Regions from separate parts of the Mus musculus genome. Here region 2 is linked to region 1. The links are chromatin contacts, found by Hi-C or POLR2A ChIA-PET in ENCODE. All regions are on one chromosome and are shown on one strand. The core of a region is the stretch at or near the end of the contact, and the rest is flanking DNA. Distances in the headings are between cores, read along the strand shown. Region 1 holds the start of Cbll1 (Casitas B-lineage lymphoma-like 1). Region 2 holds the start of Dld (dihydrolipoamide dehydrogenase).

What was found. A loop is a pair of places that touch in the nucleus more often than their neighbours do. ChIA-PET counts read pairs that join two places held with the same protein, here RNA polymerase II (POLR2A).
Region 2: a map of regulatory T cell shows a loop between it and region 1 (4-fold over the local background). The contact joins the promoter of Dld here to the promoter of Cbll1 in region 1. A Hi-C loop is called at or near these places in 2 of 37 maps with a recorded cell type or tissue (T-helper 17 cell and regulatory T cell). POLR2A ChIA-PET finds 5 or more read pairs at or near these places in 1 of 5 experiments (embryonic stem cell).

What each region holds. Positions count from the first base shown.
Region 1 is chr12:31,497,091-31,502,443 of GRCm38, reverse strand. It overlaps Cbll1 (Casitas B-lineage lymphoma-like 1), which reads left to right and starts at 2,828. Exons shown (of 6, transcript NM_001253847.1): 1 at 2,828-2,921. The coding sequence starts at 2,909. Gm40362 (a long non-coding RNA gene) reads right to left here and starts at 2,824. Exons shown (of 2, transcript XR_872643.3): 1 at 2,598-2,824.
Region 2 is chr12:31,348,308-31,353,719 of GRCm38, reverse strand. It overlaps Dld (dihydrolipoamide dehydrogenase), which reads left to right and starts at 2,249. Exons shown (of 14, transcript NM_007861.5): 1 at 2,249-2,419; 2 at 4,045-4,123. The coding sequence starts at 2,381.

The DNA.
Region 1 (5,353 bases), core at 1,579-4,078:
TGTGGCAATATTCACTAGCCAACACAACCAAGGTGTCCAATAACAGATGGATGATTTAAAAAAGCACGTTACATTCACACATGGAATACTATTCTATCATAAGAACAAAGTTATGGAACTTATAGGAAAATGGATAACACTAGAAATCATATTAAAATGAAAACTGGTATCACAAAGATAAGCATCCCATAGTTCCTCTCATCTGTGGGATATAGGGGACATGGTAGTAAGAGAAACTACTAGGGAGCTGGAGGGGAGATTGGAAATGCATAATAGAAGGGGTGAGTATGGTCAGTGTACATTTTACAGAAAGGGAAATGTTACAAGAAAACTCATTAGCTTTACAGCCAATAAAAATTGAAAACAAGAACATACAGGCCTGTGTATAATCCAACTTAGGAACTTAAGAGACTATCTTGTCATACTACTCCTGCACTGATAGAACATGGCAACTATGATAAATGGGGGGAGAAAGCACAGATGCAGAAGCCGGGCATCTGAGTGCTGGGCCACATCAAGGACATGCCCCACTGTTTACTAAACTGAGCCTTCAGCAAGTTTCCTTTTTTATTTGCCGAGACAGTCTATGTAATTCAGGCTGCCTTTGAACTTGCAATCCTCCTGTCTCAGCCTTTAGGGCACCCCAGGAAAATTTTCTAACAATATACCACAAAATACTGAGAAAACTGTAAAAGTTTGTAAAACAATTTGAAAGTTCTTTTAAATCCCAGTTCTCTAGTATTAATAGTCATTAGTATTACTATCATTAACCTATTTTTTTAATCAATCTCCAGTTTGATGGGGGTGGTGGCTATCAAGTACTTCCTGGGTAAAAGCCAGCTCTTAGGCAATCTAAGGTGTTGTATAACCAGAGGCTTTCAGCACCAGATGTATAAAGTGAAGCACGACCTCTCCAGGGTATGGCTGAGGGTAAGGTTTTCATTGTAGCTATGAGGGGGAGCACAGCCAGAGGCATCTGCGTGAGCCCTGAGCAGGAAGAGGAAGTAGTAGACCAAACATGGCCAGAGGTTTGGACCCAGCCACGAGAGGAAATAGGGACAAGAGAGGAAAATGAGAATGAGAGAGGGGAGGGGAAGAAGGGAAGGAGGGAGGGAAAGAGACGAGGGAAAGACAAATGCCAGGGTTATACAGAAAAGCAAAGCCTGGGGGGGGGGGGGAGGGAAGCCCATGAGCTGAAGTGTAGGGTCCACGGGGCTGAGAGGAGCCACTGGTACTTATGATATTGTGATACTGAGGAAGCCTCCTGGAGGCCAGCAAGTACGCACCACACTTAGCCATTTGTCCCAGTTCCTTCTGTAGCAGACAGTGGTTAAATAGCCCAGCGCATCAGCCCTAGATTGAGAGACATACCAGTACCCAACCCCACCCGACTAATTCCAGCAACTGAAAAATTATGAAAAACACCCCGTAGTACAGAAACTTACATTTTTAACAACAACAAAACCAAAAGGATATCGACTTAGAAATGTCCTTATTTGAGTGTACCTACAACCTTGTTTGTAAAGCCGCAATGAGTGGGAGTCTTGGAAAAGACCACAATTAAGACAATCACTAAATAACATGGTATACTTACACTAGGATCACTGCAGTGTTAGTCACCGTTGTTACTGTGCAACGCACACAACACATTGCTACACATACTTGATTCAGAATTGAGTACTGTGAAAATATTTTTAAGAAAGGCCAACATAATAATGTTTTATTGATCTAGGAACTCTGGCACTGAAAGCGTGAACAACCCAAGGTAACGATGTCGTCACCAAGGGACAAGCATAGAGCCCAAATCCCTTGACTCCTAGGCTGATGTTTTCCACTAATTGTGTTCCTTTCTACTCATACGAGAGCTTCAAGTGTGAAGGGCTGGGGAAGGCAGAAGACCTATTATGAGCCAAATCGAGGTGGGGGGTGCTCTGAAGGTCTTCAGCAGTCGCCGTTGACACTCTTCTTTGTTTTGGCTGAGCAAGATGAAAGCGGCAACCACAGACCCCAGGGACCAAGAACTGGAACTAGGTACCGCCTGTTGTGGTAACTCTCTTTTCTTCAGTCGGGGCCTGCCCTTTCTCATCTCTTCCTTCTAGTCAAGCTCTAACGCTCTCCCTCCGACTCCATCGGTCCCTATCTTCCCTCCTTCACCCCCTTTGCACACAACTGCTTTGTATTTTCGTTGAACGGGGACCTCCTGGTGCTCCCTCCAGCTTTAGCAGGGATTCCAGGAGCCTGGTGGTGTTCTCTAGAGCCATGGGCTAGTTAGCATTGTAACACGCGATTCAGTTGAGAAACTACGGTGGGAGCCAGGGCAAACGCGCGTGTCGAGTGGGCGTTGGGGTTCCTCAGGACAAAGCACAATTAGACAATGAGGACCTTGCCTCCCTCCCGGACGCCTAACACAGCTTCCCTCGGGCACCCACGGAGCGTGCGTGTTTACACTTCTCTACACCCGGCGGCGGATCCGGGGGGCATTCCAAACCGTTACTCCGCCCGCTGGGGTGGGACCAGCCCAACGGCTGAGACTGCGCTCTGGGCGGACTACAAATCCCAGAAGGCCTCGCGCCGCAGGGGGGCGGGCGGCGGCTTACCTGCCTGCCGCGCTTCCCTTTGGTTCCTATTGCTTTCTCACTGCGAGAAGTATCATTCCTACAGCTGAGGGCTGCCTCTGGGGAGAACTAGCAGCCTCGACACCAAAACCCTCGTGTTCCCCCTCTTCCCGCCTCAGTCCTGGCTATGTCTGACTCCTTCGCCGGAGTCGGGTGCTACGGCTAGGGAGGGAAGCCCGTGAGAGCAGTTCGGGCGCACTTCCGCCTCTGCGCTCCGGAAGGTAGGGCGCAGGCGCTTACTGCGACTCCGGAGCGACTGACTTCCGTTCCCACTGTGCCCCGCGAGCCGAATCATGGATCACACTGGTAAGGAGGCGGAGGCAGCGGGGGTCCTAGTTTCTTGCCCCCGTGGCTCGTGTGGGACTGGTCGCCCAGCAGGCACAAGGGGCTATGCTCGCCCCACTGCGCCGGGACGTGGCGGAGAGGAAGCAAGCTCAGACCCGGTCCCGGGCTGAGTCTGCTGCTTCCCGGCCTACCCTCCGGAGCGGTGCCTCCATCCTGGAGACCGGCAGCACGGCTCCTTTGGTGCCGCTGAGCTCGTTTCGGGACCCTCCTCCGCGCAGACTTGTTGGAAAGGGAGGGTCCCAGTTTTGTTTTTGTTTTTGTTCTCATTCCGGTTGCTTTGCACTTTTGCTGGGGAAATAGGCGGGCGTTTTCCACTCTCGGAATTGGAGAAGCGTCCGGACTCTGGGCGAGAGTGGGTTGGAGACTTCCTGCTGCCTCTCGGCTTCGGGCGGCTGCTGCAGTGGTCACCGCCTGTGGTTATTGTCTTGTTGGCTTTTCGCGGACTAGTGGTTAGAGAAGAGAGTCGGATATAGTTTTCGAAGTTATAAGCGGAGCATCTTTTCTACCGGAACTCAAAGCATGCCCGGTCCTTCGGCCGTGGTCCTTTCGCATCTTTTGGGGACATCGCATATTACGAGTAGCTTCAAACCTCATTTCTGCTGGCTTCGTTTTCTTGGTTTTAGTTTTAGCACTTGGCTTTGAGTGCTTCAGACAGTTTTATCGCCAAGCAGGAGGAAAGGCTTTTTCTTTAGGAATTGACTGAGTGCGCCCAGTCTTCAAACACTAAGTTATATAATTGCATGCAGATACTTGTAGGCTTGGAGATAGAATGGTGGAATGGTAAACAATAAGACTACGTTCTTGTCTTCGAGTTTTCATTCTGTCAAAGGAGACAAGCAGATTGGTTTCTTCTTTAACAGCTGTTTACAATTTGTGGTGAGAACTTTTAGAAACAGGTGCTTGCCGGGCAGTGGTGGCGCACGCCTTTGATCTCAGCACTTGGGAGGCAGAGGCAGGCGAATTTCTAAGTTTGAGGCAAGCCTGGTCTACAGAGTGAGTTCCAGGACAGCCAGGACTACACAGAGAAACCCTGTCTCGAAAAACCAAAAAAAAAAAAAAAAGAAAAGAAAAGAAAAGAGAGAGAAATGAATGCCCATGGAGTAGGAAGTTTCAGAGTGCCAGGGAAAGGTGTTTTTGGAATGGTAGGAAGGTATAGAGAGGACCAAATGTCGGTAGACTAGTTAGCTTTAAGTTGAGAAGGAGAACACAAATTACCTTTTTCAGGACTTTGAAAATCATGATAAAGGGTTTAAGTGGCTATGAAGCAACAATTTTGACTCTTCTATGGAGAATGGTGTAGGAGAGGAACAACAGAAGTAAGTATAAATCATCTATGGGTGGTTGCAGTGCCACAGAGGGAGGCTCAGTTTAGTTGAATCGAAGCTCAGTGGTAGAGCAACTTAACCAGCTAGCACGGGTCCCCAGCAACGCCGTAGGGAGAATGGGAGCAGGACAGAGAGAGTAGGCAGGGGGAGTGGGAGCAGGACATAGAGTAGGCAGTTGCCACAAATATTTTGGTGGAGAATCCAGCAGCTGCTAATAGGTTGGTTTGTGGAAGTATGTGAGAGAAATGAAAAAAACCTGAGTTTCCCAGTAGAGTGTCTTGATACTGCATGGGTAAAAGTATTACCCTAGTTTCTAAGTTATTAGCCAAAGATTGCCTGGGGAAATAAAAATTATTCTAACATGAAAATAATCACTACTGACCTAGCTAAGGTTAAAAAATGAGTTTCAGGGCCCGGTGGTGGTGGCGCACGCCTTTAATCCCAGCACTTGGGAGGCAGAGGCAGGCAAATTTCTGAGTTCAAGGCCAGCCTGGTCTACAAAGTGAGTTCCAGGACAGCCAGGGCTATACAGAGAAACCCTGTCTCGAAAAACAAAAAACAACAAAAAAGTGTTTCCAGACAGCTCTCCTTTCTGTTTAATGTTAGCTTTTCTAGATTTTAAATCAGTTATGACAAAGTCTCCTAGTGCTTCAGTTTTTTTGTTTTTTTTTTTTTTGGTTTTTTGAGACAGGGTTTCTCTGCGTAGCCCTGGCTGTCCTGGAACTGACTTTGTAGACCAGGCTGGCCTTGAACTCAGAAATTTGCCTGCCTCTGCCTCCCAAGTGCTGGGATTAAAGGCGTGCGCCACTACGCCCGGCGTGCTTCAGTTTTAATTGCTGCACATTTTGAGAAGAAAAATATGAAATTAAGCCAAAGACTCAAACTTTCACAAAATAAATACAAATTTGAATCATAGAGCCTTTGGCAAACCAAGAAATGGTAGTTAGCTAGTTAATTGACAATTTTCTGACTGAGTAGACTTCTCAAAATAATGATTTTTAATGTCAAAGGATCAAGAGGTCTTGTAAATGGGAGTATTGAAGTAGAATTCTGCCAGAAAAAAAAAAT
Region 2 (5,412 bases), core at 1,000-3,499, 150 kb after region 1:
GAAATTGGACTGCAAATTTTGATGGCAAGATGAATGAGCTTCACTCGGCGATTGTCGCTGTGAATTCTACCCGAGTGGATCCTGGCTTGGCATCAGGAAAGAATGGGCTGAGATAGGTGCCCTTGCTGTGGCCCTTGTTTTGGCATGCATGTTGTGTGTATGGTGTATGTGTTGGTTGCAGAATGCCCAGGTCCACACTGCCGCCATGGTGGTGCAAGCTTTTGCCACAGTGGAAGCAGGGCAGTCACCTCAGATTTGGCTTGTTGCCATGAAGAATGAACAATGAAGCCATCGCTCTGCAGGGTTGTAAGGCTAAGCACTGCACAGAAGTTAGTCTGGACGCTGTTTGACAATCTCTGGGAGGTACGTCTGATTGCATGAGGGTTGAGTGTCCTAGTGTTCTTCCCCCATGAAAAACGGCATGGGAGCAGGTCAGGGTTGCTCTGGGTAAAACCCTGTGAGCCTAAGAGTCAATCCTGTACATGGCCCCTATTTCTGCACACTGGGGATCAGACCTCTATCTTCACCCACGGAGCTTGCTTCAAAAGAATATAAAAGGGGGAATTGTGGGAAGCCATTCCAGACTCCCTGGCCAGCCCAGACGGAAATCTGTGCCAGGCAGTAAACAAGCCCATATTTGGTGGATGGCTAGCCCTTAATCCCTGATTGGCTGAGCAAGCCTTCCTGGTGAGGTGATGTGACCTGTGGTGATTGGTTGAGGCGTGGTTATGGCTTGAGTGGATAAAAACACTTGTACCCCGAGAGGCGGGGGATTTGAAGAGAGAAGCTGCCTGAGTAAACTGCTTTAAGAAGAACCGGTGGTTGCGTTTTCCTTGCTGGTCGAGTTGGATGCAACAATAAATGGAGATCATTGACCAGTATTTGATCATACGTCTACCTTTAGCTGTATGGGACCCGGAAAAGACAATGCTATTCTGAATACCCATCTGTCCAGCTGAACAATCTCTTATCTTATGAAAGGGGAAAACAAGGGCTTAAGATGTAACTCAGGTGAAGAATGCTTGCCTGGTATACTAGAAGCTCTGGGTTCCGTTCCCAGCAATCAGCAACACATGGTGGTGGGCACCTGTAATCCCAGCACTCAGGAGATGAAGGCAAGAGGACTATAAATTCAAGGTCATTCTAAGCTCTATATTGAGTTTGAAGCCAGTCTGGGACACATGAGACACTCTCTCAAGAAACCAAAAAGGGGTTGTGGTGGTGATTAATATTTGGTAACAGCTAGCTTTCGTCATAACATTAAAAAATCATTTATTCATGTCTTTTTCCTTCTAAATGGGCATAGATAGGTAAGAAGTAATATTCATCTAATCCCTAACTCTATGGAGTTCAGTACAGTGCCTGGGCTGTAAACTTTTGAGAAGTATAGAGTTAAGGTTTAAACTAGAGACTGTTATTACAAAGTGGTATCAGACCTTAAATCTCTGTGCTCAATTTTTTTTTTTTTTTTGTTTTTGTTTTTGTTTTTCGAGATAGGGAGCTCTGGCTGTCCTGGAACTCACTCTGTAGACCAGGCTGGCCTGGCCTCGAACTGAGAAATCTGCCTGCCTCTGCCTCCCGAGTGCTGGGATTAAAGGCGTAGCCCACCACGCCAGGCTCTGTGCTCAATCTTATAGACAACAGTTAGCAATCTTTTAGGTGCACTCTCAATGAAAACCTAACACCTCACCCACCATCCCAACCCTTCTAGTTTCTTCTACAAGGGAGGCGTGCTTTCAAAATACAAAAATAGAAGGGAGCTTGTTTTCTATACTTTTTGTTAGCGCAGTTTTCAGAACAGGATGTTGGTGAAGAAAGGTTCAAGCCTATCCTTTCCATTGCCTTCGAGAACAGAGATTGTAAACCAGCCGTTAAAATCAAAGCCTTTGTTCGTAGAGCTGCAGTTACCTCTCCTTTGCTTTCTTTAACCTCTCAGGGCTCCATCCAGAAAATGCAAACAGTTCATACGGTTTTTGTAAAGCTAGATAAAGCCTACTGCCCACGAATATCTAGCACAACCATAAGCTTGTCAAGTTGTCAAACTTTTCTTCCTTTCCTATTTAAACTTTACTTTCTGTGGGCTTTACTGAAGAAACAACATTTTTATTTATCTAGTTCGTCTTTCAAGGATAATTTGCAACTCTACTCCAGTCATTTGAGCAACAGTTCTCCAATTCCCCAGCTGCCACAAAGCGCAGCGCCCTTCACGACAGCGCACGACGAAGCGACCGGAAAGCCTCTGCCTTTCGGGCCAATCGCGCTGCTCCTCGGCGATGACGTATATGTTGCGCAGGCGCAGGGTGGGGAGACCTTGGATAAGTCTTACCAGGCGTTCAGCGGAGGTGAAAACCCCTGGTTGGAGGGACGGGACCGAGGGACGATGCAGAGCTGGAGTCGTGTGTACCGCTCCTTGGCCAAGGTGAGGGCGGCCCGCGAGGGGATGATGCTGGACCACAGGCACTTAGACGCCCGCTGTGGGCCCGGACGCGGCCTGCCGCCGGGAACCGCCGCGGCCCCGCCTCTATGCCGGCTCGGTGCGGCCTCCCGAGGCAGCGGGGAGCGCGAGCCCGGGCTCGGGAGGGCCCTGCTGCGGAATGACTGCCCGCAGCCCCACACGACCCGGACGCTGGTCCAGGGGCCTGGGCCCTCCCCCAGTTTCGGGGAGGAGTAAATGACCCTTGCCACGCGCGGCCTGCCCCTTCCTACCTTTCGCCTCATCCTAATGACCCGGGGGGTGGCCTACTCTCCTACGGCGGGGAAGTAACCTTGAGGCCCGACTGGCCCAGACGTGGTCAGCTCCAACACACCGTCCCGCGAGTTCCTCCTCCAAGGATCTGTTTTCATTCACGTCTCTAAACTAGTGCACCCTGCCATCAGTCAGGCCCTGGGGCTTATAGTTTTAATTGCAGCGGTTTGTCGTCCAAACAACTTTCCCATTTCACCTGCCAATTGACAGCTGCCAAATTGAATGTATGAGGCCTAGTGGCAGGGTAGCAGGATAACTTTAGGGACAATACAGAAATGAGACTCTTCACGGCTGAGCCGTCTGTGTCTTTAAAAGTTAATGTAACACGCAAAATGTCACTGTTTTAGGGAGAAGGTGAGCCGCGTCTCTCAGTACAGACAGTTCTTTGTTCCTCTTTGGTTGGCATATCTTGATCTCAGGTGCAGAAGTTGTCTTCAAGTAAAAAACCTTGCTGCATCAGAGTATATTGTCGCTGCTGTCCATTGCTTACTCGCTGTGATAGGAGCTGGAAGTGTGCTTTCTTTATGTGGCCCTGGCCTTAGGAAATGGTAGTCACACTGCTTAGAGAGTGTGAGATTATGATGCAATTTGTGGGACTTCCAGAATGTGAGGCCACTCCGTTGTTGGTACATTTTCCTAGTCCAGTTGGTGGCTTAAGAACATCTTTATAGATCTTATAAGTGATTACAGACTGTTAAGTAGATTTGTTAGGAAGCAGAATGACAGATGAAATGAATATCATTGAAATACTTAAATACCTGAATTCAAAGTTTTGGGATTTTAATTAGAATACTAAACTGATCCTTGGCAATAAAATTAACAATGCTTTCTGAAGTTTTAATAAAACTGTAAGCCATTAAATATATTTTTATTAGATTTAATATGAAATGGTTCATTGAATGTTCATAATAATAAGGCAGACCTGGCAAGGTAAGATTGTGAAAGTTTAATATTATGGACAAAAAAGGGAAATTGGTAGGATACCTGTTTGCGGCAGAGAAAGTCCATTAGTATTATTGCTTGATACATTTGCCCCAGTTGTCATCGACCTTTTAAATTACATGTATTACTTGTGCACATGCCTGTGGGCATGAGCGTGCAACATAGGATGAAAGGATGCCAGAAGACAGCTTCTGGGAGTCAGGTCTCTGCCACCATATAGTTCCCACGGATTAAACTTGGGAAGTCACCCTTGGTGGCAGGAGCCTTTAGCCAGCGGGCTATTTTGCCAGCCTGTTTTAAAAATTATATTTTACTTAACAGGAAAATTTCTTTTGTCTTTTTTTTTTCTATTCTAGAAAGGCCATTTCAATCGGATATCTCATGGCCTACAAGGAGTTTCTTCAGTTCCTTTAAGAACTTATGCAGATCAACCAAGTAAGTACCTGATAACAGCAGTTTTCAATCCGAGTAGCTGAGGAAAGTGAATGTTAGAGTGACTTGTAGTGTTAATCTGTGTGCTTGTTTACTGTTGTCTGTACACCCTGTATGCTACGAGAGGTAAACATGGCCAAGCCCGTTCTTAAGGTGAACAGTACGTAAGTATTCTAAGTGTTTGGAGAAGAAACTGAAAATTAAAGCAGGTTACTAGGAGTCCGTGAGAGGATGTCAGGAAAGCCTTCCGAGGAGATGGAGGGAGTGAGGATATGAAAAGTTGTTTCAGTGAGAAAGGCCTCAGATGGATCTTAATTCGGGAACCTCCAGGAAAAGCACGAAGACTAGGTGGCTTGCAAAACCCAAGGAATAAGATCAGAGAGGTCGAGGGACCCCAGCACCGAAGTCTTTCTAGGCAGACAGCATGGATTTTACTCCACTGGTGAGGGAGAACTGCAGGTGGGTTTTGAGTTGAGCATTTTTATGTATTACAGCTTTTAAGAATTAATTTTGTCTATTGGGTCAGATTGTGTTGGTTGTTTCAGAGCTGTGATGATAATGATTTTTGAAATCTTGAATGAAATTCTTTAAGACTACTATTATATACAGAGAAGGGAGCTGTGGGGTGTATAATTTCCTTCTTAATGCTTTCTTGAAGTTTTGAATTTTCTATAAAAGATAGGTGTTTTGGTTTTTTTTTTTATAAGCACTTGGAATGGGATAAATGGGTTTTTGATAAGGTATTTAACTTACAAAAAGTACTGAAGTGATACATTTACTGAACCCATTAAAATTTGTATTTAAAAGTATTTTATTGCCGGGCAGTGGTGGTGCACGCCTTTAATCCCAGCACTTGGGAGACAGAGGCAGGTGGATTTCTGAGTTCGAGGCCAGCCTGGTCTACAAAGTGAGTTCTGGGACAGCCAGGGCTACACAGAGAAACCCTGTCTTGAAAAACCAAAACCAAAACCAAAAACAAAAAACAAAACAACAAAAAAAAAAGGTATTTTATTCTTTAATTTTGATCTGTGTTAGGATGTGTGTACATGTATGAGTCCCTGTGTGCATGCCACAGTGCAGGTGTGGAGATGAGAGGACAGCCTTGGATATCGTGTAACAGAATGTTATGGTGTAATCAGAGCCTCCTATTTTCAGTCTTTGCACAGGCACTTAGATTTTATGGAGTGAGTCCATGCTGGTTAGTTCTTGTCTACTTGACACAAACTAGAGTCTCCAGGGAAAAGGGACTTCGATTTGAGGAATTCTTCCCATCAGATTGGCCTGTGGGCATG